Regions from separate parts of the Homo sapiens genome. Here regions 2, 3, 4, 5, 6 and 7 are each linked to region 1. Evidence: chromatin contacts called from ENCODE Hi-C or POLR2A ChIA-PET data. All regions are on one chromosome and are shown on one strand. The core of a region is the stretch at or near the end of the contact, and the rest is flanking DNA. Distances in the headings are between cores, read along the strand shown.

The links. Hi-C counts contacts between places; a loop is a spot of excess contacts on that map. ChIA-PET counts read pairs that join two places held with the same protein, here RNA polymerase II (POLR2A). Pooled maps may share reads with other maps.
Region 2: a loop to region 1 is called in a map of chondrocyte, with 8 times the contacts of the local background. The contact joins the promoter of PARN here to the promoter of CPPED1 in region 1. A Hi-C loop is called at or near these places in 1 of 168 maps with a recorded cell type or tissue (chondrocyte), 1 of 37 single-sample maps with no recorded cell type and 13 of 50 pooled maps.
Region 3: a map of CD8-positive, alpha-beta T cell shows a loop between it and region 1 (12-fold over the local background). The contact joins the promoter of TXNDC11-AS1 here to the promoter of CPPED1 in region 1. A Hi-C loop is called at or near these places in 2 of 168 maps with a recorded cell type or tissue (CD8-positive, alpha-beta T cell and naive thymus-derived CD4-positive, alpha-beta T cell) and 10 of 50 pooled maps. POLR2A ChIA-PET finds 5 or more read pairs at or near these places in 1 of 52 experiments (activated T-cell).
Region 4: a loop to region 1 is called in a map with no recorded cell type, with 9 times the contacts of the local background. The contact joins the enhancer-like site here to the promoter of CPPED1 in region 1. A Hi-C loop is called at or near these places in 1 of 37 single-sample maps with no recorded cell type and 2 of 50 pooled maps. POLR2A ChIA-PET finds 5 or more read pairs at or near these places in 2 of 52 experiments (activated CD4-positive, alpha-beta T cell and activated naive CD4-positive, alpha-beta T cell).
Region 5: a pooled map shows a loop between it and region 1 (7-fold over the local background). The contact joins the promoter of ZC3H7A here to the promoter of CPPED1 in region 1. A Hi-C loop is called at or near these places in 7 of 50 pooled maps. POLR2A ChIA-PET finds 5 or more read pairs at or near these places in 2 of 52 experiments (OCI-LY7 and activated CD4-positive, alpha-beta T cell).
Region 6: a map of naive thymus-derived CD4-positive, alpha-beta T cell shows a loop between it and region 1 (17-fold over the local background). The contact joins the promoter of SOCS1 here to the promoter of CPPED1 in region 1. A Hi-C loop is called at or near these places in 1 of 168 maps with a recorded cell type or tissue (naive thymus-derived CD4-positive, alpha-beta T cell) and 6 of 50 pooled maps. POLR2A ChIA-PET finds 5 or more read pairs at or near these places in 1 of 52 experiments (HepG2).
Region 7: a loop to region 1 is called in a pooled map, with 18 times the contacts of the local background. The contact joins the promoter of SNN here to the promoter of CPPED1 in region 1. A Hi-C loop is called at or near these places in 2 of 37 single-sample maps with no recorded cell type and 7 of 50 pooled maps.

Annotation. Positions count from the first base shown.
Region 1 is chr16:12,801,801-12,805,738 of GRCh38, forward strand. It overlaps CPPED1 (calcineurin like phosphoesterase domain containing 1), which reads right to left and starts at 2,087. Exons shown (of 4, transcript NM_018340.3): 1 at 1,907-2,087. The coding sequence starts at 1,976. RefSeq lists enhancers at 267-346, 1,669-2,038 and a silencer at 2,119-2,168.
Region 2 is chr16:14,628,399-14,632,654 of GRCh38, forward strand. It overlaps PARN (poly(A)-specific ribonuclease), which reads right to left and starts at 1,862. Exons shown (of 24, transcript NM_002582.4): 1 at 1,709-1,862; 2 at 1,199-1,276. The coding sequence starts at 1,727. RefSeq lists enhancers at 830-1,353, 1,354-1,875, 1,876-2,398, 3,998-4,256.
Region 3 is chr16:11,740,924-11,745,218 of GRCh38, forward strand. It overlaps TXNDC11-AS1 (TXNDC11 antisense RNA 1), which reads left to right and starts at 2,091. Exons shown (of 1, transcript NR_186412.1): 1 at 2,091-3,583. TXNDC11 (thioredoxin domain containing 11) reads right to left here and starts at 1,934. Exons shown (of 12, transcript NM_015914.7): 1 at 1,554-1,934. The coding sequence starts at 1,807. RefSeq lists silencers at 1,382-2,051, 1,914-2,436.
Region 4 is chr16:14,496,014-14,500,092 of GRCh38, forward strand. All of the region lies in intron 21 of PARN (poly(A)-specific ribonuclease), which reads right to left. Among named protein-coding and RNA genes, the nearest start is that of LINC03107, 69 kb to the left of the region's middle. RefSeq lists enhancers at 1-152, 153-675, 2,081-2,225 and a cis regulatory region at 2,148-2,158. Within about 2 kb of position 2,203, at least 6 of the 41 ENCODE cell types and tissues checked have a DNase peak (open chromatin) inside an H3K27ac peak, as active enhancers do.
Region 5 is chr16:11,794,721-11,798,775 of GRCh38, forward strand. It overlaps ZC3H7A (zinc finger CCCH-type containing 7A), which reads right to left and starts at 2,538. Exons shown (of 23, transcript NM_014153.4): 1 at 2,404-2,538. RefSeq lists silencers at 1,770-1,929, 2,412-2,821 and an enhancer at 2,237-2,774.
Region 6 is chr16:11,253,606-11,257,803 of GRCh38, forward strand. SOCS1 (suppressor of cytokine signaling 1) reads right to left here and starts at 2,599. Exons shown (of 2, transcript NM_003745.2): 1 at 2,474-2,599; 2 at 812-1,923. The coding sequence starts at 1,873. The coding sequence ends at 1,238. All of the region lies in intron 1 of LOC105371082 (a long non-coding RNA gene), which reads left to right. RefSeq lists an enhancer at 465-634 and silencers at 1,245-1,334, 1,745-1,894, 1,905-1,954, 2,055-2,794, 3,045-3,244.
Region 7 is chr16:11,666,217-11,670,032 of GRCh38, forward strand. SNN (stannin) reads left to right here and starts at 2,239. Exons shown (of 2, transcript NM_003498.6): 1 at 2,239-2,324. RefSeq lists a silencer at 1,912-2,331 and an enhancer at 3,439-3,538.

The DNA.
Region 1 (3,938 bases), core at 837-3,336:
GTTGGGTGGACGAAACCTACAAGGGAGTGTGGTAACCCAAGGTTAGAAAAGCAGAACCACTGCCACTCCCACGCCTCAAAGGAGGAAATGGTTACTCAAATCCAGAACTAGAGAGAATGAGGAGAAAAGCTGTCCTGAGAAAAGGAGCGACCTTGACCTTCAGGGGTGGGGAGGAAGACAGCCAGGCGAGGCAACCCCACAGAGTAAACTGCAAGAATAAATACAGCTGCCTTTTGCTTCTCTCCCTGCTCTGATTTCTTCTCAGGGCTCCCCACTGGCTGAGCCCAAAGGAAAACCAAAAGGCAAGGAGCCCACCGATGTAGCTCACGGAGGGCAAACCCCTGGGGCATGGTGGGGAAGGGAGAAAGGTTTGGAGAGGCAAAGGGAAGATATTCAGCATATACATCAACAGAATGTATAAGGTATATAATCATCCAATGGAATGTTGCCCAGCAAGAAAAGAGCAAAATCTTCATGTTGGACAAAAAAGACAAGGTCCATTAAAATACAGTCGTCCCAGGCCGGGCGCGGTGGCTCAGGTCTGTAATCCCAGCACTTTAGGAGGCTGAGGACGGCGGATCACCTGATGTTGTGAGTTCGAGACCAGCCTGGCCAACATGGAGAAACCCCATCTCTACTAAAAATACAAAATTAGCCGGGCGTGGTGGTGCGTGCCTATAGTTCCAGCTACTCCAGAGGCTGAGGCAGGAGAATCGCTTGAACCCGGGAGGCGGAGGTTACAGTGAGCCAAGATCGTGCCACTGCACTCCAGCCTGGGCAATAAAGCAAGACTCCGCCTTAAATGAATAAATAAGGTTTTACCATAGAATTACCGGAGAAACCTACTTTAGATAAGGTAGCAGGTAAAGTCTCTGAGGAAGTGAATGAACTTTAAAATGAGGTGTGACGGTTGAGAGAGCCAGGCTCACCAACCCTGCTAAAGAAGCAGAAAACAGCAAGCGCCAAGACCCTCAGGGAAAGAACGGCCTTGGCCCTTTTAAATGCAGTTCAAACAAGGGCAACAACAAAACCTGTTGCAGAACTGGGCAAGAGAGAGAATGACAACCCTGAAGGAAGTGGACACAAGCCTGATCATATAGGGCATTTAGGGTGACTTCCCTGGGGGTATAAAGCTGGTGAGAGCCTGGGAGGCGATCTGGCTGCAGGCAGCAAAAAGCCACAGAGGGGAATCAACAAACCAGAAACAAACCTCCCTCTTTACTTAGCACCTAGCATGCGTCCAACACCGGGTTACAAAAATACTTTTGATCTGTTTACGCTTCCAACAACCCTATGAGGCAGGTATTATCAAACCCATTTTTAAGGCAAAGCAGATAATCTAAATCCAAAATCCAAGCACTTCACTACGACTCTCGAATGCCCTCCCTCTCTACTGCTCTGATGGGGCAGTGTTACCATTTCGGTGAATGACTTAAATAAACGTCATTATGGAGTACAGAATACATAACGGTGAACAACCTTAATAAAACCGACACCCTCTAACATGCACCGAACGCTTATCCAGTAACACCCACAAGTATTCCCGTTTCACAGATGTGGAAGCTGAGGCCAAGATGCTAATGCACAGCTTGGAAACCAGGTCTCGCTGCAGAGTCCAAGCTGTCATTAACTATGCTTTGCTACCCTCCTCTTACTTCCCTTCTCTGGGGGAAGTTAGGTCAAGGCCAAGGAGGCTCCTAGACCAGATCGCTCTCTCGGCCTCGCCTCTCAACTGCGCCCCTGGAATCCCTAAGAGCAGGCTTTGATGCAGCTATGGCGGCTCCCAGGCCCCGGTGCAGCCCCGGATGGTGTCCGACTGGCGGAGCGCACACCTGAACAAAAGGTTCCCCCGGCGGAAGGTTCCGCAGCCCCAGAGTCCCCTCCCCGGGTGAGGGGCGGGCAGTACCTGCGGGAAACGCGGCCAGGGTCCTGCCCCTGGCTCTGTGGAAAACACCCCCCGCCTCTGCAGCCGACATGGCGAGCGAGTTTCTGGCCTTCACTTAGAACACTGCGTGGGTGGAAGCCGCGCGACTTCACACAGAACAACCGCTGGACCTGTCCCGCTTTGGGCGACGCCCTTTGATCTCGGGGCGGGACTGGGGCGGGACGGGGAGGGGCCCGGTGGCTCGGGGCGCCACTAGTGCTGCCTGGGCGGAGCGGAGGCGCCAGCGGCCCCTCTGGGATCGACCTGCGCGCCTGGCGAGTGGAGACTGTCTAGGGCACGCGTGGGCGGGGATAAGGCTTTGGGGTCAGTCCTTCCCTAAAGGCAGAGTTACTAGATTTAACAAGTAAAAATGCAGGACTCCCGGTTAAATTGGAATTTCAGATTTTTTTTTTTAAAGAATGACTGACTTGGTATAAATATGTCCTATGCAGTATTTGGGAGCTACTTACGTTAAATTTTTTTTTCATTATCTGAAATTCCAATTGAACTGGGCGTCCTAATTTTTTTAAATTTTTCTCTTTTTGCAGGTTTGAATGGAAGCGTCCTGATTTTTTTTTATCTGACAACTCTATCATAAAGTCAGAAGGAGCCACTGGGGTGGCTTACGCCTGTAACCCCAGCTCTTTGGGAGGCCAAGGAGGGAGGATCGCTTGAGTCCAGGTGTTGGAGACCAGCCTGGGCAACACGGCGAGAGACCTTGCCAATACAAAAAAAAAAAAAAAAAAGATGAAAAGGTGGACGTCTTGGAAGACTGTCTCAGCCTGAACTTCCCAGTGGCTGCCACCATCTTTCTGTTATTATCTTTGCTTGCTATGCACCAGGCAGGGCGCTAAGCACTTTGCACGCTGCTCACTTAATCCCCACTACAGCCCTAGGAGGTGGTGCTGTTATTAGCTGCATCCGTCATTTGGGGAAACTGACGCTCAGAGAGATGAACGAACTTGCACAAGGTGACACACATCTAGAGAGGTAGTAAAGCTGCGAGTAACCAAATTAGTGTCTCTTCAACTCAAGAGCCATTGTAGTGAACTACTTAGCCAGCATTTGTCAAACGTGTTGAAAATACAAATTCCAGAATGGACCTATTGAATCCAAATCTCTATGAAAATGATCTGTGTTTTGTTGTTGTTGTTGTTGTTTTGAGACAGGGTCTCACTCTGGTTGCCTAGGCTGGAGTGCAGTGGCACAATCTCTGCAGTCTCGATCTCCTGGGCTCAGGTGATTCTCCCACCTCAGCCTCCTAAGTGGCTGGCACTATTGGCGTGCGCCACCATGCCTGGCTAATACTTTGTATTTTTAGTAGAGACGAGTTTGACTATGTTGCCCAGGCTGATCTGGAACTCCTGAGCTCAAGCAATCCACCCACCCGGGCCTCCTAGAGTGCTAGGATTACAGGCATGAGCCACAGTGCCTGGCCTGAAAATGATCTGTTTTTAACAAGCACTGCAGGGGAGCTCTTATGATCTTACAAATTTGGGAAATTCTTTTCTAAACTAGCTGCCTACATCCAAAGCACTGTTTGAGTAGCTAATATGGCCATAACTACTGTTCTCTAATCCTTGACAAGAGTCACCCATGAATCATAGTGGTTAAGAGTATAAATGCCTATGAGTCCTGGAGTCAGTGGGCTTGGATTAATCCCGGTTCTACCCACTTACTGGTTGTATGCTCTTGAAAATTGCATAGTTTCTCTATGCCTCAGTTTCCCTATCTGTGAAATGGAAACAATAGTAGCATCTAGGTCATAGGGTTGCAGAAAGGCTTAAATGAGTTCATGTATCAAAGTGCTTAGAATAATAGTTCTAATAACAAATGGTAGGTACTCAATGAATATTAGCCATTGTTATTATTAATCAATCACTATAACCCTATTCCCTGAACATGGCCTGGCCCAGAGGAGGAGTCCCAAGAAATGTGAAGGAGGCCGGGCGCAATGGTTCAGGCCTGTAATGCCAGCACTTTGGGAGGTGGAGGTGGCGGATCATGAGGTCTA
Region 2 (4,256 bases), core at 612-3,111, 1.8 Mb after region 1:
AATTTCAGTGGCCACCAGGTTAAACCCTCTAATAATGAACTTAGAGATGCGAATGTTTCAACATGAGAATAGGCAGTTCCAGCGTCTAAAACATGACTTAAAACACAGTAATCATGTAAGAAAACAATCTCTATGCTTGAATAAGTTTTGCTGCTTTAAAAGATTCCTGTATAAACAGACATCAATAAATCCCTAAGTATATTATTGCCAGAGTTCCAGTCTTGGTCAAGAGTTTGGAGTGGTTAATATCTATGCAAAGAATGTATCTTCAAGATTAAGAGAAAATTATTTCTCTAAGTGAAAACTCTTAGCTTCCTAGGGAAGTGATTCCAACTAGACACTACCTAAAGCCAAGGATACTATTTACCCCTGCATGGATTCCTTCATGATTCAAACATGGAAAATCAGACAGCAAAAATGGATATCCATATCAAAGGGAGTGAACCGTTCATATTGACATCAGCAATTTAAAAACTAGTCTTTGCTCCCCCTAAAAAAGGGGAAAAAAAATTTGCAACTTTAAGTGTCAGTGAAGTATTTCCTGTATACACACCTGTTGAGGCAGGCAATGAACACGTCCACTAATGCATAAAGAAATATCTCATTTATCTGCAAAAACCTGACCCTAGCCGGTCACAAAAGGGCAAATATTGTAAGATTCCACTTATATGAGATGTTAAGGGCAGTCAAATTCAGAGACAAATGGCGGTTGCTAAAGGCTGGGCGAAAGGAGAAATGGGGAGTTTAATGTGTAAAGAGTTTCAGACTGTGAAGATGAAGAAGTCCTAGAGATGGATGGTGATGTTTGCACAGCAATGTGAATGTACTTAATGCCACTTAACTGTAAAGCCACTTAAAATGGCAAATTTCATGTTATACCTATTTTACAATCAAGAAAAAAAACAGTCTGACCCTAATCCTCAAGCTCTCTGCAATGTACACGCCGCACTGTTTTAAGCAGCATCAAAACCATCATCTCTATCTGAGATCCTGAGTCCAATCACAAACCTACGGCGTATCTTCATTTCTTTCGTGCTTTTGAAACGTTTAAAGGGTAACACTGAGACCTGTGAAACCCGCCCAAGGCTACTAACAGCAAGAGGCCACCACCAAGCATAAGAAGTTGGGGGCTGGGGGATTGAAGGAGCCTTGGCTATGCACTGCAAAGTGCTAGCCTGAGCTTGCAAGGGAGGGATACCTGAAAACTCCCCATCGATGGCGAAGAAGTCGGCCTCCTCTATGGCCTGGTACACTTTGTGAAGATTACTCTTAAAATCTGCGGAGAAACCGAAAAGAGGCTCAGAACCAGTGGCCTGAATTCCTGCTAAGGGGAGAGGGAAGGAGGGCCGAGGAGCTCCCGAGGCTGAGAGCCGGAAGGGGAAAAGTCCCGGAGGTGTGCACCGGGGCGAGGGGAATCAAGTCCTCGAGGGGTGCATGGGTCAGGGGGGACAAGCCCCGGGGGGTGCCCGGCCCGGAGAAGGACAAGGCCCCGGATGGTGCCGGGGTTGGAGGAGTAAGTACAAGGCTCCTAGGGTGCACGGTCCGCAGCCGGAAAAGACCCCAAGAGGCGCACCGGCTTAAGGAGGGAAAAGCCCTGAGGGGCTGCCTCAGCCCCAGGCCCAGCCAAACACGCCGGCCATGGTCTCGGCCTAGCAGGCCAGGGGCAGCCGGGTGTGGGGAGGCGGGGAGGTGTACGGCGGACACGCACTGCTCCTGATTATCTCCATTCTGCAGAGTGGCCGGAACCTTGGCCCCACCCGGGCCCGCGCCCGCCTCAGCGGTTCTACTCGCCGAATTCCGCGGCGACTGCGGCAGTAGCTGAGGCAGCCGCAGCGGTGACGCCGGCCGCGACTTCCGGAAACAGCGCGCGCCTGCTGCGCTTGCGTCAGCGCCTGCGCGGCGGCGGGGGCGGGGCCAAGGCTGGGCTCCTTTCCCTCCTTATAGGGACAGGGGAGGGGCGTGGCTATCGAAGTCCCCAAGGCGTGGCCTAATTTGTGCGGGCTTTCACTTCAGTAGAAAAAATGTGCATGTCTCGACATCCAGTCGACCAGGAAATACTGACTGGGTTTCTGTGATATGCTAGCCACTCTTACAGGGGTGGAGATACAGTGATGAACAGGAAGACGTGCTCCCTGCCCCATTGTAGCTTAAACTTGGGGTAAGGGGAAATTCAGGCAGGAGTGAAACTTGCCATTTGGTAACACATGAAAATCGCTATTAAGAAAAAGAGCGGGGCGATGTAATAGAGAATAATGGGATCCGGGTGCGGTGGCTCACGCCTGTAAGCCTAACACTTTGGGAACCCGAGGCGGGAGGATCCGTTGAACTGAAGAGTTCGAGACCAGCCTGGACAGCATAGTGAGACCTGTCTCTTAAAAAAATAAAATTAGGCCGGACCCGGTGGCTTATGCCTGTAATCCCAGCACTTTGGAAGGCCGAGGCGGGCGGATCACGAGATCAGGAGTTCGAGACCAGCCTGGCCAACATAGTGAAACCCTGTCTCTACTAAAAATATAAAAATTGGCTGGGCTTGGTGACTCATGCCTGTAATCCTAGCGATTTGGGAGGCAGAAGCGGGCGGATTACCTGAGGTCAGAAGTTCAAGAGCAGCCTGGCCAACATGGTGAAACCCTGTCTCTATTAAAAATACAAAAAATTAGCCGGGTGCAGTGGTGCGCGCCTGTAATCCCAGCTATTCGGGAAGCTGAGGCAGGAGAATCTCTTGAACCTGGGAGGCGGAGGTTGCTGTGAACCGAGATCACGCCACTGCACTCCAGCCTGGGTGACAGAACGAGACTTGTTTTCAAAAAAAAAATTAAATTAAATTAAAAGAATAATAGGGGTTGTTACTTAGGTGATCACGGAAAGCAAAGCTGAGACCCTTAGCTACTGCATTAGCCTCTGGGAATACTATGTCGAGTGCAACATATGAGGCCCGGCCCTAATGGAATTGTATGTTGGTTTGGGGTTGCTGTTCTCCAATGCCTAGCACTGGGCTGACACGTAGTAGACACTCAATAAGCATGGGTTGAATGAATACATTCAGGTTGGTCTTTCACAAAAGCCAACTATGAAAAGTTGGTTAGTGCCGGATGCGATGGCTCACGCCTGTGATCCTGGCACTTTGGGAGGCCGAGGCAGGCGGATTGCTTGAGGCCAGGAGCTCGAGACCAGCCTGGGCAACACGGTGAAACCCCATCTCTACTAAAATACAAAGAATTAGCCTGGCGTGGTGGCGCACCCCTGTAGTCCCAGCTACTCGGGAGGCTGAGGCAGGAGAACTGCTTGAACCCGGGAGGCGGAGGTTGCAGTGAGCCAAGATTGTGCCACTGCACTCCAACCTGGGCGACAGAGCGAGACTCCGTCTCCAAAACAAACAAACGAACAAAAGGAAAGTTGATTAGAAGACCTATTTTCAAAATCTATCTCAGCCACTTATTAGTTCTGGAATGCATTAAACCTTCCTAAACCTCAATTTCCTGGGATTGTATTGAGGCTCAGTGGTGCTAATGAATGTGAACTGGGAAGCAGCGTATTAATAAATCTGTATAAATAACTGTTTAATGGGGGCCTGGCGCCATGACTCACACCTGTAATCCCAGCGTTTTCGGGGGCTGAGGCAGGAGAATCGCCTGAACCCAGGAGTTCCAGACCAGCCTGGGGAAAAGAGCGAGACCCTGTCTCCATAAAAATAAAATGAAATTTTAAAATGAGCCAGGCGTGGTTGTGCACGCCCGTAGTCCCAACTATTCACGAGGCTGAGGTGGGATAATCGCTTGAACCCGGGAGGCGGAGGTTGCAGTGAGCCAAGATCGTGCCACTGTACGCCAGCCTGGCGGGTGAGAGTGAGACTCTGTCTCAAAAACAAACAACAACAACAAAACAAAACCAAATAATCAGCATAAGTTCTAGACGCTGTGACCTAGACGCTGGGAAGGGGCGAAACGTGGTGATAAGAAAACCATTTCAAGCTGTACGAGGTGGCTCACGCCTGTAATCGCAGCACTTTGTAAGGCTGAGGCAGGAGGATCCCTTGACGCCATATGTTCAAGATCAGCCTGGAAAACGCAGCGAGACCCCATCTCTACGAAAAAAAAAATATTTTAATAGAAATAAAAGTCATTTAATTCCGATTCTTAACACCGTAAATTGAACGTATAGTCCTGTGATTTTCTACATAAAATGTGAAGGCAAAAAATAACTGTAGAGAGTACGGTGCGGCCTTGTAATATTTTAATTTCTAGGCAAAGCTTGTA
Region 3 (4,295 bases), core at 841-3,340, 1.1 Mb before region 1:
CAATTTTGCTCCCAGGGGACATCTAACAATGTCTGAAGCCATTGTAGTTGTTACATCTTGTGGGGTGTGCTACTGGTATCTAGTGGGTAGAGGCCGGGGATGCTGCTAGACATCCTACAGTAGTCAGGGCAGCCCCCACAACACAGAATTATCTGACCCAAAATATCAACAGTGCCAAGACGGAGAAACCCTGCTGACAGTACCTGGCCTATGGAAAATGCTCACTGAGAGTTATTATAATTTATCTTTCCACTAAAATCCCCGATCTTTTGACACCTCTTTGACAACTGGCCACATATCGTGCTAAATAAACTCAAAAATGTTCCGAGGTGAAATCACAGATATCATAGTAGCAATACAGATCTTATAAACTGGAATCCCAAAAGACCCACTGTGGATTTGGGAGACCAGAAGTACACCTGAAATATACAGCAAATTTTGTATGTGTGTACATTCCTGAAAAGACACACATGAACTTTCATGTTCCTACCCCCTACACCCCAGCCTACTGTCAGGCCTTTTTATCAATTCCAGGGAAACACCAAGCTTGCCCAGCCTCAGAAACTCTGCATTTGCTGTTCGCTCTACCGTGGACACGCTCCCCCGGGATCTTCCCAGCGCTGGTCCCTTCTCCTTTTTGTATAAGCTTCAAATGTCACTTCCTTAGGAAGTCTTTCCCCACCGCCATCGTTTCTATGCCCTGCATAGCACTGAAGCTTTAAAAAATTATATTTACTTGTTCACTGTCCCATCCACTCAAGGGAGCAAAAAGTTCACCCGGACGAGCGTCCGGCACATAGTAGGTGCAGATAAATAATCGTTAGATCAGGCCGGGTGCGGGGCTCTCGCCTGTAATCCCAGCACTTTGGGAGGCCGAGACGGGTGGATCACGTGAGGTCAGGAGTTCGAGACCAGCCTGGCCAACGTGGTGAAACTCTGTCTCTACTAAAAATACAAAAATTAGCCAGGCGTGGTGGCGCGCGCCTGTAATCCGAGCTACTCAGGAGCTGAGGCAGAAGAACCCCTTGAACCCGGGAGGCGGAGGTTTCAGTGAGCCGAGATCGCGCCACTGCACTCCTGCCTGGGACACAATGCGTGACTCCGTCTCAAAATAAAAATAATCGTTAGATCAATGAGTGCGGGAATTCTAAAAGGGGTCTGGAACTCTCGCAAGGTTGTGGATCACTACACCTGAAGCTTAAGGGGAATGAAATCGGTGAGAAATGAGGGTCCTACAGCCCGGGCCGAAGTGACAGGTCCACCCCTAGTGACTCCAACAGGTGAGGAGCACCCCCGACCCGCCTCCCTCGGCACTAAAGCGGGACGATAGGGCGCAGGGCTCCACCCGGAAGCCTCGCCATAATGTCCGCGGGCGGGCCGGGGCGAGGAGAAGGTGGGAAGCCGTGGCCGCAGGTTCCGGGAGGGGTCAGCCGTCCTGGGCAAGGTCAGGCCCGACTTCCCCGGCTGAGGCCGCTGCGACCCGGCCCTGCAGGCTCCAGGCGGCAGAGCAAGGGGAGCGCCCTAGCGGGGCCCCAGGGTCCGGGCCGCCTCACCTGCAGGTGAACTTGAGGGCGAGGAGCAGCGCGCAGCCGAGCGCCACGGCCCCGCAGAGCAGCTCCGGCCGCTGGCGCGCCATGAGGAAGGCGCCACGCAGCCCGCGACGGAGCCGGCCCGCCGAGGACGCTGTGGCCAGGGTCGGGCTCGAGCTGAGGCAGTCTGAGCCCGCGGGGCCGCCGCCGCCCCCTCCCTCGTCCTCGGCGTCCTCGCTGCTGCTGCTGCCGCCGCCGCGGCCTCCGCATTCCGACATTACATGCTCCCAGTCGCCGGCTTTATACCGCCGCCGCCGCCTCGGGCCCGAAGGCCCGGCCCGGCCCGTTGCTCCCCAATCCCGCAGCTCGCCGCACCCGCTAACCCGGACGCTCCACGTCAGCCGCGCCGCCGCCGCGGGGTCCGCCCCACCTCACACCCCAGAGCACGCAGCTCCGCCCACCGCTCACGGAGTCCGGGCGGGCACCGACACCGCCCAAATCCCCGCCCCCAACGGGCCACGCCCTGCACCCTACGTAAATGCACGGAAGCCTTCCCCGCCCGCAGCCCAGTCTTGGCCCCACCGGTCACGACCCCGCTCACGGAGTCTGCGCAGGCGCCGTCGCGGGGCGTGGAGAAGCTGCTCCCTTGGGATAAGGCCCGCGGGGAATACTTGGAACCTTGACACCGCTGTAGTCTGCTCTCGCCGCGCTGGGTTTTAGGAGCCGTAACGACAATAATCGTGTCCACCATTCTCACTACAGGCCCCGAAGCACGTAGGTGCCGTTTTTTATCCCAACTTAACTGAAGAAAAAAAAAACACGGCCGGGCGCGGTGGCTCAAGCCTGTAATCCCAGCACGTTGGGAGGCCAAGGCGGGCAGATTACATGAGACCAGGCGTTCAAGACCAGCCTGGCCAACATGGTGAAACCTCGTCTCTACTAAAAATACAAATATATTAGCCGGGCGTGGTGGCGGGCGCCTGTAATCCTAGCTGCTTGGGAGGCTGAGGCAGAGAATTGCTTGAACCCTGGAGGCGGAGGTTGCAGTGAGTGGAGATGGCGCCACTGCACTCCCGTCTGGGGGAGAGAGAGAGAGAGACTCTTGTCTCAAAAAAAAAAAAAGGACTTGTCCTCCAATGTCAATAACAACAAACTAGACAAATAAAACTTCGAGGGCATTAAGGCAATATGGTGTTATGCCACAAACAGAAGGCACAGCTAACGGCCAGTAGCTGAGACGCCACCTCTGCCACAGGTCAGCTATGTGACCCACGTGCAAATCTCATCACTTCCTGTCTGGTTCTGCTTCTGTGGATGTAGAATGGGGCAATCAATGGCTGTCTTGCTCAATTGGCCAGACATTTAATGTGTCAACCACCCAGGCCCAACATGTTGTGAGTTCATGTACACCGACCATTTTGCTATTTCTTTTCTATATGTCACTTTTTTTTTTTTTTTGGTTGTTTTTTGATACAGGGTCTTGTGTCACCCAGGCTGGAGTGCAATGGCGCAATCATAGCACACTGAAGCCTTGACAACCCCAGCTCAAGCGATCCACCCCCGTCAGCCTCCCAAGTAGTAGGCAACACAGATGTGTGCGACTACGCCCAGCTAATTTTTTTTTTTTGTGGAGACAAGGTCTCTCCATGTTGCCTAGGCTGGTCTTGAACTCCTGGGCTCAAGCGATCTTCCCCCTTCGACCTCCCAAAGCGTTAGGATTATGTAAAAGCATGAGTCACTGCGCCCACCTGTCACATCTTTTTGTTTCTTCTATACTGCCTTATTTTGTAGAAAGTAGCTATTTTCTCGTATAACATTAATTCCTTTATTTTTAACTTGTCCCTCATCTCTGTTTTGTGTTATTATTACCCTTATTATCTATGTTACAAACCCAACCATACAGTGTTAATCTTGTTTTAAAAAGCTGAGAAAAAATATATAGTTACAGAGTTTTTTTAACCTTCTAATTTGCCACTTATACTTCTGTTGATTCCTTTGTGTAGATTAGAGTTACACAATTTATTGCTAAAGAAAATAAATATGGTCAAAAGTCACCAGTGTCCTCATTCACTGTAGCTTGCTGCAACAGAATTTACCCTACACTTCCATAAGACATCTGACATTTGCACAGGGCTTCATAAGGTCCAAAGTACTTTCGTTGTCTGTGGTTTAATCTCACAAAACCCATAGTCCTTTGTGAGCAAATGCAAGGCAGTGTCTTACTGACCAGAAAACCACCCTGGATTAACAAAAGAATGCCTCCTTTCCTCTTCACTTTCTGAGCAACTGGGGCCCTGCTCTGGCAGCAGAATGTTCTCTTTTTTATTTTTTGTAGAGATGGGATCTCACTGTGCTGCCCAGGCTGGTCTTGAACTCCTGGCCTCAAGTGATCCTCCTGCTCTGGACTCCGAGAGTCCTGGGATCACAAGTCTGAGCCACTGCAGCTGGCCCAGAACGTTCTTCTGAAACAATTATAAATTTGTTTCAAAATACACTAGGCCTTTCGGGTCAGGCTGTACTACTTTTCATAGGTTAGGTCAGCCCTAACTCGTCCACACCAACTTGTATCTGAGTTTTCCATAGCCACTTTTTTTTTTTTTTTTCTTTGAGATGGAGTCTCACTCTATCGCCCAGGCTGGAGTGCAGTGGCACCAGGTCGGCTCACTGCAACCTCCGTCTCTTGGATTCAAGCAATTCTCCTGCCTCAGCCTCCCAAGTAGCTGGGATTACAGGTGCCCACCACCACGCCTGGCTAATTTTTATATT
Region 4 (4,079 bases), core at 953-3,452, 1.7 Mb after region 1:
CTGCCAGAGATGTGACCTTCCAACTAGTGCTAACAATCTGCCCAATGCTCTTTTCCTCCTCAAAACCACCCCACAAAGTGGGTAACAATTCTCCTTCCATGGCCAGGCAAACAGGGGCCGAGAGAGGTTGAGTGGCCTGCTGAAGATGGCGATTCTGACAGCAGGGCTGGGGTGTGAAGCCCGAGCTCCCTGACCCTGACGCATGCTTCTGATGACAACTTTAACCTGCCCCTCAAAGCAGTCAACAAAGCCTCTGCGCTCACACCCAGCCCAACACAAAAAAGGGCTTTCCCAAGTGCTGACACAGCAGCTTAAAAAGTGGGTAGTGAAGTGCAGAAGGTAAGAAGGAATTTATGATGGCATCAAGTAGAAGCAGATGGGAGTTTGGCAAAAAGTTTAGAACTATTACTTAAAGAAAAAAAAAGAAGAAACCCTTCTTTTTTTAAAAGATGAAACACAACTTAAAATAGACTTGGGAAGCAATTCCATACTTAACAGTCTTGAGGAAGTTGACAGACAGCTGAAAGACCTAAGCAATTTACAACATTCTTCACACTTCATGGCAGAAAATTAAGATTGATGTCTCAACTACACAAGAATAATTTAAGGTAAAATCAAAGATCTGCTAGATCATGTGAAATGGCAGATCCTAAACGTCAAGAACTCTGAATAAATTCCACTCCAGGGAAGACTAAATAGTACACGGCTTAGTTAATACTATATCTTTAAGGTCTGCTTATTACATATTACAAAGAAGTACAAACAGATACCAATCATGGTTTATAGGGAGGTTACTAAGCACCAGGTTCTCTACTATCTCTAATCCTAATACATTATTCTATATCCTAAAACATTAATCTATTTTCTTCCATCTTTAATCCTACCCCTGTAAAGCAGTCTTATTTTGAATACGACAGAACAGTGCCTGAGACATGTTAAAATAACTTGCCTGATGTCACCGTGCTGGACTGCCGTGCACAGCCAGTATTTAACCCGTTGTTGACGCCCCTTCCCCTGCCTGAGGGATTCCCAATTTAATGCCAGCATACAGCCTGCAATAGGTTTTAAATTGCAACAGTATCACTAAACAATACCTACTTTTACTACATGAAACCCACTCTCATACGTCCTTTTCTTCGACTTTCTCCCCTCTTTTTTTTAAATGCTGGTATCTACCAGCATTGATTTCCTGACCCACTAAACAAGCCCTGCCTGACCTGAACTCTATAACACAACACAGCTCATTGACACCCACCATTCAAAACAGCATTTCTATGTGACAATGTGCTTTGTGTTCTAAAAGGTTAATCAACAAAAGAACGTTTAGGACACAATCTCTTCACAGCCTGCGTGTAACTGAAGCACTGGCTGGAGGTAGTGGCTGCATCTACAGATTCAAGTTGGGTCCTTTCACCTGGACTAGTTCTCAGGAACTTCAGATGCCAGGTACAAATATATACCTAATAGGCACACACACCACCTGCATCAAGACAACACTTTTGGACCTAGCTAACTTTGGCAACTTGTTGGGCTGTTTATGAAGTATTAAATCTGCCACAACATTAGTGATACGGTGATAAAGCACAGTGCTCCATGTTTCTTCTACTTCCCATAGCCACATACGCAAACAGCCTGACAGAGCAGCACATATTTTAAGGCTTACAGGTTTCAGTGGTTGAAAAGCTTAGTCTGTTTGTGTATAAGCTAATATAGGAGCTGCTGGGCTGCACTATTTACACTTTCATTAAGGGCTGCACTATTTACACTTTCATTAACTGTGTCTCTGTGGATGTTTTGAAGTGGTTTTCATCTGATAAAAGAATTTACTGGCCGGGTGCGGTGGCTCACACCTGTAACCCCAGTACTTTGGGAGGCCAAGGCAGGTGGATCACAAGGACATGAGAGCAAGAGACCATCCTGGCCAACATGATGAAACCCTGTTTCTACTAAAAATACAGAAATGAGCTGGGTGTGGTGGCATGTGCCTGTAATCCCAGCTACTCAGAAGGCTGAGGCAGGAGAATGGCTTGAACCAGGGAGTCGGAGGTTGCAGTGAGCCAAGATGGTGCCACTGCACTCCAGCCTGGCAATAGAGAGAGACTCCATCTCAAAAAAAAAAAAAAAAAAAAAGAATTTACTTATACCTCATGACTCAGCTTATTCATTAACCCAGTGAAACCCCGGAGGAGAGGAGGGGAACTGGAGAGAGAAAGAGAATGATGGGCAGCCAGGCAGAGCTGAGCTAGCTCACCTGCGAGGTGAGTCATGGCCCCTGGGAGGGAGGGTGTCTGTCACCAAAAGCAGCCTCTCCCAACCTATTAGAGAGTCACAGAAATTCCGTATCAATAGTAAATGGGACAATTTTGTCTCTGGTTCCCTTTAACCGTCCCTTGCCATGCTCCTAGCATTGGAAGCACTCAGCACTTTCCTGATGGTGCCAGGATGCTGCGCTATGAACATGAGTCCTCTTCCTAGGCCTGCCTCTCACCTCTTCCCACCTGCTAGCCCTGCAATCCACCTACAGATGCAGAGCAGCTCCAGGACACATCATACACGATCTGTCACCACCAAGAAGGTTTGAAAAAATGCCAACACCACCTCCTTGAACACCAGGCCAGCTCCTCCGTGCCTTCATGGAGCCCTGTGCCTGTGCTTCCCATCCTCTGTGGAGAGAGAACAGTTTATTTTAAAGGAAGGGAATGAAATCCTCTCTCCAGACTATGGGTTGCCTTGGGACGATGAAATTTACTTGTTGTAACTGGCAATATTTGACTTCGAAAAAGAGTTACACTTCTCCAAAAGGGAAATGGATAAAGAATGAGGATGTTATTTTTATTTTCCACATCAATTTTACGCTTTGCCTTGATGAGATGATGTGCTCAATGACTAATTTATTTCATTGGTGAGTTCTGTCTAGACCCTACACGCTGAAACCCTGAAGGTCACCAAATGTCCCCAAATGGTGGCGCAAATCTGAGTAAGAATTGTTTTGATTTTGAAGTCCCATCCTGCCTGGGCATTTAACACAATGATTCTACACTTGTATTGTTGTTTCTGCTTTTAAATGACCACATCACTTCCTTGTGGATTTGGGATCTTAGGAGGACTATTCCAGCTCTTTATTTTCTTTTTCCTTAAGTAAGCTGCTTCCCTGTTACGGGGGCTGTTGCTGCTGACACCAGACCTAAAGACAGCATTCAGGTCTGAACTGGAGCAGGTTAGGCTGCTAGGAGAGGAAGCATGCTGAGTGACATTACTCTTGAGTCTAACACAGGTAATACAGGGGGATGGGAGAAGGAGAAAGTAGGGAGAGGGAGAGAGCGGGACAGAGAGAGGAAGTGGAAGGAGACAGTGAGCCTGCAGGGGAATCAGGGAGAGCGAACTTTTCCCATTTGCTGAGGAACTGCTTTTATTAATAGAAGGTGGCAACTCCCAAAATTCAAAGAAGTAACAAGTTCTTCACCACTCCTGGACATTAAAAGGATCTGTGAAATTCTTTGCCAGCAGGAGAATACGATTTTTAAAAAAGTGATATTGACATTGTTCAGCTTTCCAGACTCAAGTCATTAAATCTCTAAATTGTTCTAAATATTCATTTTGCTTTCTACATTCTAAAAGTGTAGAGCTTTTTTGTCTATTTAAACATTCATTGTAAAAACCAACTGGTTAGATAAAAAAGTCAAGCCAAAAGAGAGAAATGTAAAAAACTAAAACAAGCCAGGTGCAGTGGCACGTGCCTGTAATCCCAGCTACTCAGGAGGAGGAGGCAGGAGGATCACTTGAGCCCAGGAGTTCAAGTCCAGCCTGGGAAACAAAGGGAACCCTGTCTCCAAAAAATGTTTTAAATAAAAACAATATTAATACAATGGCAAGTGTGATATTATCACATGCCAAAGTATTTTTGAATATTTTATAACATTGTATTTTAAAATTCTCAATGACCTGAGAGTTTCCTACAATGTCAAAATACTCAACACAAATTAGGAAACTGAAAAACAACTTCTGAAAGTCAGGTATACAGAGAGAAGAACACAGAATGCTTTTTTTCATTCTTTGTTTTTTGAGACAGTCTCACTCTG
Region 5 (4,055 bases), core at 1,288-3,787, 1.0 Mb before region 1:
CATCCCTGGAGTTGAGAGTTTCTATAATTGATTCTCTTCCACTTACAATGACAATTTAACCCACCCCAACTGGCAGGTTTTAAAATCAGTCAAAACTAAGAATTGTGGAACAATGTGGCTGACAAGCCACCATTCTTATTTGCAAAAACTGACAGAATCTGGGGAATGGGAAGGAAAGAGGGTGTAGGTCTGTGTAAAACCCCCAACGAAAAGTCACAGTAACATGAAGAAAGGCAGGAATTCTCCACTTCGTTTGGATGGCAGAAAATCAACGGGCTCTTTGTAGAATAAACACACACACACAAACACACACGCACAAATATTGATAATATTGAGCCTCAACAACTCATGATCTCATCCTGAGACAAACCTCATACAACTATTTGTAGCCTCCAGCATACAGCAGATAGGGAAAATTTTTCAACAGGGAAAATACTGTCCATTAACTTGAATTATTCTGCAAATTAGGACAAGACCCATTGTGCAATTCAGTTCAACAGTTTGGCTCAGTATGAGAAGGAAGAGGCAGTGGATTCTTTGAGAGCTTAAGGGAAGGAGGCCACATGCCATCAGAGAAGCAGGAAAGATAAGCAGATAGACATGTCTTCTCAGGGCCACCACCCATTCAGATGCCCCAGCTGCGCGCTGTCCAGTCGAAATATTGTACAAAATATATTACACAAAATAAGCCATACGTGTCATTGTATGTATGTATGTATGTACGCATGTATGTGGAGAGGGAGTCTCGCTCTGTTGCCCAGGGAGGAGTGCAGTGGCACAATCTCGGCTCACTGCAACCTCTGCCTCCCGGTTCAAACGATTCTCCTGCCTCAGCCTCCCCAGTAGCTGGGATTACAGGCGCCTGCCACCACGCCTGGCTGATTTTTGTATTTTTACTAGAGACGGGGTTTCTCCATGTTGGCCAGGCTGGTCTCGGAATTCCTGACCTCAGGTGATCCACACACCTCGGCCTCCCAAAGTGCTGGGATTACAGACGTTGAGCCACCCCGCCCGGCCCGTATATGTCATTTTAAATTTCCAAATAGCCACACTAAAAAAAGAGAAAAAGAAAAGCAGTGAGATTAACTTTTGTTTTTTTATTTGTTTGTTTTGAGACAGTGTCCCAGGCTGGAGCACAAAGGCACAATCTCAGCTCACCGAAGCCTCAATCTCCTGGGCTCAAGGGATTCTCCCACCCCAGCCTTCCGAGTAGCAGATTCTCCCACCTCAGCTTCCCGAGTAGCTGACTACCGGCGTGCGCCACCACGCCCAGTTAATTTTTTGTATTTTTTGTAGAGACAGGGGTCTCACTATGTTGCTGAGGCTGGTCTTGAACTCCTGCACTCAAACGATCCTCCTGCCTCAGCCTCCCAAAGTTTTGGGATGACAGGCATGAGCCACTGCATCCTGCCAAGATTAATTTTAATGATCTATTTTCGTTAATCCAATTTGTCCCAAACATGACCATCTCAACATGCATTTAAGTATAAAAGATTACCAATGACATCTTTTACTTTCTTTCTCATCCGAAGTTTTTAAAATCAGATGTACGTTTCACAGCTGGGACCGCAACTGAAACTGGCCCCATTTCGTGGGCTCCATCGTCCCAAACGGCGGGGGGTCAGTGGCCACCGTACTGGGCATGGCAAGGTCCTTCGTGGTTCAATACCGAACACGGGCAACTCCTTTTCATCCCTAGACAGGTGGGGACAGGAAAATACCCAACTCCTGGCAAATCCACCCAGTCCCGACTCAGGCTCGACCTCGGAGGCCCCGGCCGGGCCTCAGGCGGCCCCACCCCTTTGCTGCCCAGGCCTGACCGGAAGCCCCGCTAATGGGAACTGACAGGTCCCGGTCCCGGTCCTCCCGGGCGGCGCCCCCGCCTCCGCGGACCCCAAGGCCTCTCCCCGCCCGGCCCAGGGCTGCACCCCGCGCGAAAAAATAAAAAAATCAGAAAGGGGGGTAAAAAAGACGGATGAGCCCCAAATTAATGCGCCAAGCTCTCCGCCGGCATCCTTCCCGCCCCCAAGCCCAAGACGCTGAATCGGGATCCCCGCGATCACCAGAGCAGACAGAAATAACCAAAAAAAAAATTTTTTTTTAGTGAAATCACCAAAAAGGAGACATTTTGCCGAGGGAATGGCAGGCAGAAGTGGGTCACGTTATTCTCGGTGGGGGAAGGGGACGGCGCGCCCACCCGTCCCTCCGCGCGCACAGGCCCCGGCCCGGCTCCTCTCAGGGTCCTCTCGGGTCCGCGGGCCCCGGACCCCGCCGCCCCTCCCCCGCCCCGCCCGCCGTCCGTTAACGGCCGCGCGCGAGCACGAGGCGGCGGCGCGCGCGGGGGGGGCGGGGGCGCGGGCGCGCGCGTTTCCTTCATGCCCGGCGGCGTCCCCCTACCCCTACCTGTGGGGACGACGCGCCGGCCGGCGGCAGAAGGCAGGCGGAGGCGGGCGGCGGCAGGCGGGCAGCGGTGGCGGCGGCGGCGGCGGGGCCTGGGTGCTCGCTCGCAGCTCTCCCTCGGTTAGCGGCGGCGGCAGCGGCTCGGTTGCGCCCGCGGCGGCGCCCTCTAGCGGCGGGAGGCCGCGCTTGCCGCCCGGGAGACGCCGCCATTGGCTGCGCCGGAGCTACGGGCTGGGGGCGGTGGCGCCACGTCTGACTGGGGGCAGGGACCTGGGCGCGCCGTTCAATCCGGAGCCCCGGCGTCGACGCGCGGCCCACTGGGTGAGCCAATGGGAAGGCCACGTTGCGCACTGGACGCGCTCGGACTCAAGACTGATTAACCAGCACCGGGGTTTTCTGGGGCCTCGCCTGGGCCGCGGCCTGAGCAGAAGCGCTAGGAGGTAGAACAGCGTCCAGCGGGGAGAGGAGCTAGAGTCGGCATCGGGAAGCCCACCCTGGAGCCTGCTTAGCTTGACGAGCCCTCAACCGGGGCGCCCTGCTCTGCGAAGAGTAACCCTGCATCCTCAGAACAACCGTGATTGTCTTCATTCCTACATATGAGGAACGGAGGCGCGGAGCCCCACGGCAGCCGGGGATCCAAAGACAGCCTCCCTCCAGTTCCATCTGCCGGCTCTTGGAAGGCCTGGATCCCTGTCCTTCAGGGCCCAGCCCAAATGCCGCCTCGTCCATCTGCATTTTACGGCCAGGTGCCCCGCTGCGGGCACGGCTTCTTGTAAAATGCTCAGCTCAGCAGTGGGCGAGGCAGGGTCCCTGCCCCATGGGATGGAGGGCGGAGATCAGGACCCACAAGAGCCCAAAGAAGACCATTTTGGTCGGTGAAGACCAAAGAAATTCAAGCAGGAGGATGTGACAGGAGCTTTTGGGAAAGCCTCTGAGGAGGTGACAGCCATGCAACCGTGTTCGGGGAAGTGTGCCGCAGGCAGAGGGGAAATGAGTGCAAAAGCCCTGAAGCTGGAGTTCGGTGTCTGGATAACAGGAAAGGCCTGCATAGCTGATGTGTGCCAGAGGGGAGAAAGATCTGTGACACAGGGGGGCCGCCATGTTTAATTTGGAGTTTTGTGTGGAAGGGGGTCATTCATTGAGTCTGAATTGGGAGTTCCGAGGTCTCATTTATATTTTAGAAAGTTCTCTCCTGCTACTATGCAGAGATTGGGCTGTAGGAGAGACAAGAGGGGAAGTGGGGACTCTAGCTACAGTAGCTCTTCCAGGGGTCTGGGTGACGTAGATTTACAAACCAGAGTATTAGCTCAGGCTGCCATGACAAAATACCCCAGACCAGGCAGCTTAGACAACAGGAATTTATTTTCTCACAGTTTTAGAGGCTGCAAATCTAAGGTCTGGGTGCCGGCAGGGCTGGTTTCTGGTGAGGCCTCTCTCCCTGGCTTGCAAACAGCTGCCTTCTCACTGTGTCCTCCTATGACCTTTTCTCTGTGAGCAGGAATCCCTGGTGTGTCTTCCTTTTTCTTACAAGAACAACAATTTTACTAGATTAGGGCCCCACCCTATGACTTCATTTAACCCCAGTGACTACCTAAAAGGCCGTATTCAAATAGTCGTATTAGGCCAGGCGCAGTGGCTCACGCCTGTAATTCTAG
Region 6 (4,198 bases), core at 1,349-3,848, 1.5 Mb before region 1:
AGCCACTCTTCCCTTCCCTGGCTCCTGAAAACATCCACCTCCTCTATGATGCGCAGAAAGTTGCCCTTAGAAAGGTGGAGGCCCAGGGAGGCAAGGGGAATTGCCCTAGCCGCCAGCAGCACCCTCCCGCCACCACAGACCACACAGTCTCCTTCTGGCTCCAAGTTGTGTGTTCACCAAAAAGTACACAAGACAGAGCAGGGTGAGAAGAAGGAAGCTAGACCCAGCCCTGTATCCCCCATCTCATCTCAACTGAGTATCCCTTGATGCTGGTTCAGAATGTGCCACTCCTCTGTCCAAAAACTCACTAAGCCCCCACCCCCACCCCTTCCTGGAAGCTGTTGTGGTCATAGAACCAAAGAAGTTTCCTCTCTGTTATCCATTTCAAGCAGATGTTTAGTGGACAGCCAAAAAAAGGCCCAAGTGTTGTCTTTGACAGGAATGGCCACAGGCAGATTTACTCAGTTTTCCCTTCTGTAGAATGGAAATAAGAGCCCGTGCCTCACAGGGTTGTGCCTCTCTTTATAGGATTAAGTAAATTTAAGTATGCAAAGCACAGAATTAGGGCTGGCACGCACAAAGTGCTCAAACGCGAGCTGCTGTCTTACCGGACACACGCCAAAACTAGACCAACCGTTTCTCTCCCTGGAGAGTTGTGGGTGGAACCGTGAGGGATGCCCAGCCACAGGGCAGGCCCCGTACACCACCTGCAGCCCAGCAGGTCAGCCTTAGGACCCTCTCCCCTGGACCTGTTCAGAACCAAGTTAAACTTTTGGCCAAAGCACACTCGCTAGAAAACTTATTTTTTTTTAAAAAAAAAACTTTCATAATAAAGTTTATTACCTAAACTGACTTTAAAAAATATAAAATAGGATTCTGCACAGCAGAAAAATAAAGCCAGAGACCCTCCCCCAACCCCTGGTTTGTGCAAAGATACTGGGTATATGTAAACATGAAGAGGTAGGAGGTGCGAGTTCAGGTCCTGGCTCCAGATACAGTTAAGCTGCTACAACAACCAGGGGGACCCAGAGGGAGCACCAGGAGGGGGAGGACCCCCTCAAGAGGTGAGAAGGGGTCTGCGGCCTCGTCTCCAGCCGAGGGCGGGAGGCGCCTCGCCCCTACACCCATCCGCTCCCTCCAACCCAGGCCGGGGAGGGTACCCACATGGTTCCAGGCAAGTAATAACAAAATAACACGGCATCCCAGTTAATGCTGCGTGCACGGCGGGCGCTGCCGGTCAAATCTGGAAGGGGAAGGAGCTCAGGTAGTCGCGGAGGACGGGGTTGAGGGGGATGCGAGCCAGGTTCTCGCGGCCCACGGTGGCCACGATGCGCTGGCGGCACAGCTCCTGCAGCGGCCGCACGCGGCGCTGGCGCAGCGGGGCCCCCAGCATGCGGCGCGGCGCCGCCACGTAGTGCTCCAGCAGCTCGAAGAGGCAGTCGAAGCTCTCGCGGCTGCCATCCAGGTGAAAGCGGCCGGCCTGAAAGTGCACGCGGATGCTCGTGGGTCCCGAGGCCATCTTCACGCTAAGGGCGAAAAAGCAGTTCCGCTGGCGGCTGTCGCGCACCAGGAAGGTGCCCACGGGCTCGGCGCGCAGCCGCTCGTGCGCCCCGTGCACGCTCAGGGGCCCCCAGTAGAATCCGCAGGCGTCCAGGAGCGCGCTGGCGCGCGTGATGCGCCGGTAATCGGCGTGCGAACGGAATGTGCGGAAGTGCGTGTCGCCGGGGGCCGGGGCCGGGACCGCGGGGCACGGCCGCGGGCGCGCGGGGGCCGCGGGCGAGGAGGAGGAAGAGGAGGAAGGTTCTGGCCGCCGTCGGGGCTCTGCTGCTGTGGAGACTGCATTGTCGGCTGCCACCTGGTTGTGTGCTACCATCCTACAGAAGGGGCCAGCCGGAGGGGTGGGCCATAGCGTCCGGGGGTGCGCTGCGGGAGAGACAAAGAGGTGAGCTGGGGCGCTGCGGGGCCGGGCAGGTGTGCGCCGGCCGGACAACTCCGGAGGGCGGCGCTCCCGGCGGACCCGGCCCTAGGGGGCGAGCACGGAGCACCAAGTCCGCGCGGATCCGTTCAGCCTCAGTGGACACAGCTAGAAAATGGGCTCTGTACTCCGCGGAGCTCTTCCCGGCGGGTGGGGGCTCGGTGGAGGCGGAGTCCGGCCTCCGGGCAGCACCGAGAGGGGGGCGTGGAGAGCAGCCGGTTCTGGCTCCAGCCGTCCGGCCCCGGCTCGCCGCCCCGCGCCCGCCGCCTGCTGGCCAGGCTGGGATCCGCGCCTGGTCTGGGCGATTTGGGCTAGGGCCGGAGAAAGGCTGTGCTGCGGGAGCCCCGCGCGCGGGGGGCGGCCTGGGTGGGGCCGGCGAGGGTCAGGGGCATCGCGGCCGCGACCCCATTCTGCAGCCCCCGAGGCTCGCCCGACTCCTGGCTGCCCTGGACTCCCCTCCCTCCTCCCTCCCGCCTCCTCGCCCAGGGCCCGGCTCACCTGGCGGCGGGGCGCGGGACGCCGCGGGCGGGACGGCGGGGGGCTCCGGGGCGCTCCGGGGCGGCTCTCGCGCATGCTCCGGGGCCAGGAGCCGTGCAGCTGCCACGGCCGCAGCTCGCTCTGTTCGGCGCCCGCCCCTGCGCCAGTCTTTTAAACCGGCTCGGAGGCGGGGCTGGCGACGGCGGGAGGCCCCGCCCCCTGCCGGCCCCGCCCCCAGCTCCACTTTTGGTTTCTCTTTCCGCGGTGGCGTCCGGCGAGGACCGCTTCGGCCCTGTTTCCCTCTCTTCTGGACCCTCCCGCGGGGCCCTCTGCCCGCCTGTTCGCACCTGCCCCAGCACCCGCCTCTCGAGGGGCTCTGGCCCCGACCCTGCGCCTTCCGGCCACTTCTCGGACCCCTCCTTCGGACTTGGCGACCCCGATTTTGCCCCGCTACCTCGGGTTCCACTTTCTGCCGCCAGGCCCTCTTGGGACGCGCCCTGACACACCCTCCTCCGCCCCAGCTGTCTCCACACCCGCCGGGGGCAGAGCCCTGTCCTCTCCTCCCCTGCAGCCAGATCCCCCTAGGAGGCCACAGAAGGTGTCCCCAACCCTGAGCCTGACCCCACCCGTAGACCCCCTCCTAGCCCCTGCTCCACCCGCCGTCGACGCCCTCAGTCGCCCGCCCTGCTGTCCCGAAGCCCCGGCCGGCCGCGGTCTCTGGTCTTGGCTCGGGCTTCCCGGGAAGCGGCGGCCTGACCACAGGCTTCAGAGGAACCCCTGGCGGCGCGGGCGCCTCCACCCCGGCCCAGTTCCTCGGAAACTGGGCGGGGCCGGGCAAGGTCCCTGGTGGCCTCGACTGCCCTCCCTGCGCTCCCACTACCCGGCTGCGGAAGAAACTGAGGCTGGGGAGGGGCTGGGATTTGCAATGGCTTGCAGATTGGGAGCTCTGGACCTGGATCTCGCCTTCCCCGTCTTCATTTTGGGGAGAGGTGCAGCTGGACGACATCAAATTGGAGCCCAGTGAAAAAATGGTGCATTCTCAGACGTGATGAATCCCCAAACCTGGTTTCCTAGCCCTCCTCTCCCCCGACCCCTTCCTCATAGATTTCCCCCTCCTACTGCTCCGTCAGGCATCTGCCCTTCAAAGACTGCCTTCCCACCACACACACGGCCGGGGCTTGGGATGGTGGGCGGTCGGTGGTCGGGGCTGTAATTTGCACACGTGTTTGTGATTTAGTGATTCCGATTGTCGTGCGAGGCCATGGAGTAGGTGCCTGGCTGCTCCGTGTATTTTTGAATGAAGGCATGTGAGGAGCCCCAGCATCACAAGGGGCCACATAAAAACCTGGCTAGGCTGGGCACTTGGTTACTGGCCTCACACTGGGACACACTGCCCTCTACAGACAGCTCTCAGACGGCTTCTCTCCTGGAAGCCCTGGTGCCCAGTCCCTTCCCGCCTCCCTGGCCCCACGATACCTCTTTCCCCAGGCAGAGCCTAGGTCCTTATTAACCTCCTGAACACAGGGAGTGGCCCAGAATCAGCCCAGCTTAGCACCCCATCAGTGCCCTGAATCTGCATGTGGCCAGGGCTGGTGGTGGTCATTGGTGTAGCCTCCTAGGTTGTGCGTGTGTGTGCGTGCGCGTGCGTGAGGGGGTGAGAGAAGATGCAGAACCTTGCCTGCACCAGAGGTCAGGTGTGTGATCATTCGAGAGATGTCCACTGAACATCTGCTGGAGGCCACACTC
Region 7 (3,816 bases), core at 989-3,488, 1.1 Mb before region 1:
CCCCTCCCAGGTCCTCACCACTAATGAAGTCTCTGCCAACTTGAGGCGGGGACCACAAAGGCTGCTGGAACTGGCTTTGTGGGAAGAACCTATTTCCTTCCATTCTGGGCTCCTAGGTGTGGCTGATGGGGCAGGATTTGGGCAGATGTGGGGGCGGAGCTGTTCTGAGATGCCCGGCTTTGGCCTGTGGGGCAGCTGGCTGAAGCTGGGCTCTCCTCTGCCTTTCTGTCCTCCCTTCCTGCGCAACTCCCAGCTCACCTCCTGTGCCTGGCTTCCTGACTAGGCTGCCGCTGAACCCGCCCTGGAGTTCTGCAGTCCGATCATTCATTCATTCAACATCCATGTATTCAGCACCCACTGTGTGGCAGGCACTGTTCTGTAGACACAGCAGTGAGTGCAATACACCTAGTCCTGGGAGAGAAGACCAAAAGTTCATCACACAATGTCAAAAATGTACAATTTCACAATGGGTAGGCTGGGCATGGTGGCTCAAGCCTATAATCCCAGCACTTTGGGAGGCCGGGGCAGGAGGATCACCCAGGAGTTTGAGACCAGCTCAGGCAACAACAAGAGACCCTATCTCTACAAAAAATTAAAAAATTAGCCGGGCATGGTGGCATGCACCTGTAGTCTCAGCTACCTGGGAGGCTGAGGTAGGAGGATCGCTTGAGCCCAGGTTACAGTGACCTATGATTGCACCACTGTACTCCAGCCTGGGCGACAGAGCAAGACCTTCTCTCTAAAAAAAAGAAAAAAAATTGCTTCGTCAAATCTGCCCACATTCATAGATATAGGCTGAGTGGGACGATGGCTTGAGCCCAGGAAGGAGTTGGATGGAGGCTGTAGTGAGCTGTGATTGCACCACTGTACTCCAGCCTGAGTGACAGACCAAGACCCCGTCTCAAAAACAAAACAAAAAACCCCAAGGGAGCTACTCTTGGCTGGGCGATCAGGGAGGGCCCTCCTGAGGAAGGGGCACTTAAGCTGAGATCGGGAAGATGAAGTAGAAGAGTTCCAGCTGCAGGGAGCCACATAGGCAAAGGCCTGGCGGTGGGAAAGGCTTGGTGCACTGGGCGCAGGGAAGAAAGCCCAGCGAGGCTGAGTGGAGGGAGTGAGGGCCTGGCCACCTCAGCCTCGTGAGCCCAACCCGCCATGCTCTTCCAGAGGCTTCTGCTTGAGAATGGGAAAGAAGTTTCCAGCAAATAAGGCCCCCGTTCCCAGGAGGAGGTCCCAGCTCGCCCTGCCCCCTCCTGTCTTCTCAAGTCCCCTGGGCCACAGAAGCCTTGAGGGACCCACCCTCACCCCTTCTGTGGGCCCCAGGGCTGGGGTGTCCTCTCGCCGATGGCCTTCTTGGGGTGGATGAGTGGAGATTACTCCAATAACTGGAGCCTCTGTCTTCCCAGGTAGACAGGCCTGGCCTCAAAACCCTCTCTCCATCAGGAGCAGGCTGTGGGACTTCAGCTCTTTGGAGCCTCAGGTTCCTCATCTGTAAAATGGGAAGATTCTTTCTTCCGGAGTCATCTTAATAAAATGTGTTGGGCTGTTTATACAGGGCAGGCATTTGGTGGGGGCCAAACCACCGGGTAATTATGCTAAAAATAACTATGATTATAGGTGGCAGAGGGGTGCAAATGCCTCACAGCCTCATCCCGCAGAGGAATGAGAGCTTCGTCAGGGCCGGGACCTTGTCTGGCTCGTGGCTGCTCCCACGACGACTGGCGTGGCAGGCACGTGGTCAGTGTTCCGCCATCGACTGACTGGGCGGATGAATGATACATAAATGAATTCGCGAACGACTGATGCCCAGCTTCCTCCCGAAGCAAGGTCATTCACCTCAGCGGTCGCGCCTCTCCCCTGCCCCTGCCCCGGATTCCCCGCCGCTCTCAGCTCTCGAGGAGTATGCAGCACTCTTCCGTGCAGCGTGCCTCAGTTTCCTCCGCTGTAAGCAGGCGGGACCAAGGCAGCCTGCCGGGGTCAGGATGAGGCTGGCAGAGGAAGGGCGCCTGTAGTGGGGCCCCGTACCCACGGGCGCCCAATCCGCGCTCGCCAGGGCCGAGCCCGCCCGCCGCGCGCAGCCCCCGCCCCACCGCCTGCCGGCCCCGAGCACACGTGACTCCGCCCCGGCCCGCCCCGCCCCGCCGTCCCAGCGCGGGCTCCCATTGGCCTTTCTGGGAGGCCCCGTCCCCAGCCGGGGAGGAGCCGGGCCCCGCCCGCCGCAGCGCGGGGCTCCTGCGTCCCGAGTGCGCGGCGGCCGGACCGGGCGGGCGGAGCCGGGCCCGCGGGGCTGCTGCGGGGCGATCGGGCCGGGCCGCTGCCGCGCCATGGTGAGCCGGGCGGGGCAGGCCGCGCGCTCGGGCCGGGCGGGGGCGCCGGGGCCCGGGGGCGGGAAGGGGGAGGCCAGGACGAGGAGGGGCGCGCGCGGCGGCGGGGCCGGGCCGGGGTCTGCGGGCGGGGGAGGGGCGGCCCGGCGGGCGCGGCTCGGGGGAGGGTCCGTTCCAGGGGCCGCGCCCGCGGGCTGGGGTTCTTTGTCAGCGGCGCTGCGGCGAGATCCGGACAAAGGAGGCGGCGGGGGGCGGAGGCCGCTTTGTGGGGATCGCGGGGCGCTCGCCCCCGCCCGTGCAGCCCCCGCCCGTCCTCAGCTACGCTCCCGCCTTCCCCCGGCATTTCGGGGTTCTTCAAAATTCTGGGAGCTCCGGGGAGGGCTCCGGGGATAGGGGTCCAGGTGACGTCCGGCGCCCGTCTCGCGGGTAGGGAAACTGAGGCCGGGCCGCAGCGTTCGGCGCCCGGTTCCGTGGGCAGCGGCTGCGCGGCGTGGGCATGCCTAGCTCCCCTGGTCCCCGTCCCACACCCCGCCTCCGTCGGGCCGATTCGAGCTACCTCCCCAGCTGCCGTCCCCTCTCCAGCTGTCGCCCCCTGGGCCGAGCCCCCTCCTCCCTGGAGCCTCGCTTTGCTCCTCCGTGGAGTGGGGGAGACGCCGGCGCCGCCGGGCAGGGTGGAACGGGAGGGTGCGCGGAGCGCGCCTGGCACCGCGCCTGCCACGCCGCCCGCGCTCAGCACTCGGGAGCCGCCGGGGCGCTGTCACCCCTAAGTCCCCAGCACCCAGCCCAGGTCGCCCAGCCCGCCCCAGCGAGGGCCACACTGGGGTTCACCTGTCCGCGGCCCCTCAGGCACGCGGGAGAGGAGGTAGGGAGAATGTGGCATTTTAGAGTCAGGGTCGAAATGCGGGATTTTGGATGCAGGTTGCCTGGGTTTGAATCCCTGCGCGTCTACTTTTGAGCTGTGTGACCTTGGGCAATGGACTTAACTTCTCTGAGCCACCAATTTCTGTATCTGCCAAGAGGGAACAGTAATAGCTCAACTGCCCTGTTGTCTTGAGGCAGAAAGGAGACATCTGCGTGAGCTGTTTATCTCAGTGTCTGGCACATATAATTGCCACCAACTTTCTCCGGCATCTACAAGCAAAGTTGTTTGGCCAAACAGGCCAACCCTGGGGCAGCCTGTGAAAATGACCAGCGGGTGATTCACAGGGTGGGGGCATGAGCCTCTGGCCTGGCCCGAGGAAGACCCCGACTGACCTTGGGGCAGTCCCGGTTCAGAGCTCTGCGGGCTCCCGCTTCCTCTTTTGCCACTGGGGAACCTAGGGGATTCTGGAGCGAGTTTCCTCTTCTGAGGATGGGGGTGTCATGGGTGGGGGTGGAGGATGAGATAACACTGGCCAGAGAGCTGGGCACAGCCCCATCAGTGTCAGTCCCACTGGCATCCGGCCGTTCTTGGTCCTGGCTTCTGGAGGGCTGGGGCCTTGTGTGATGCGTCCTT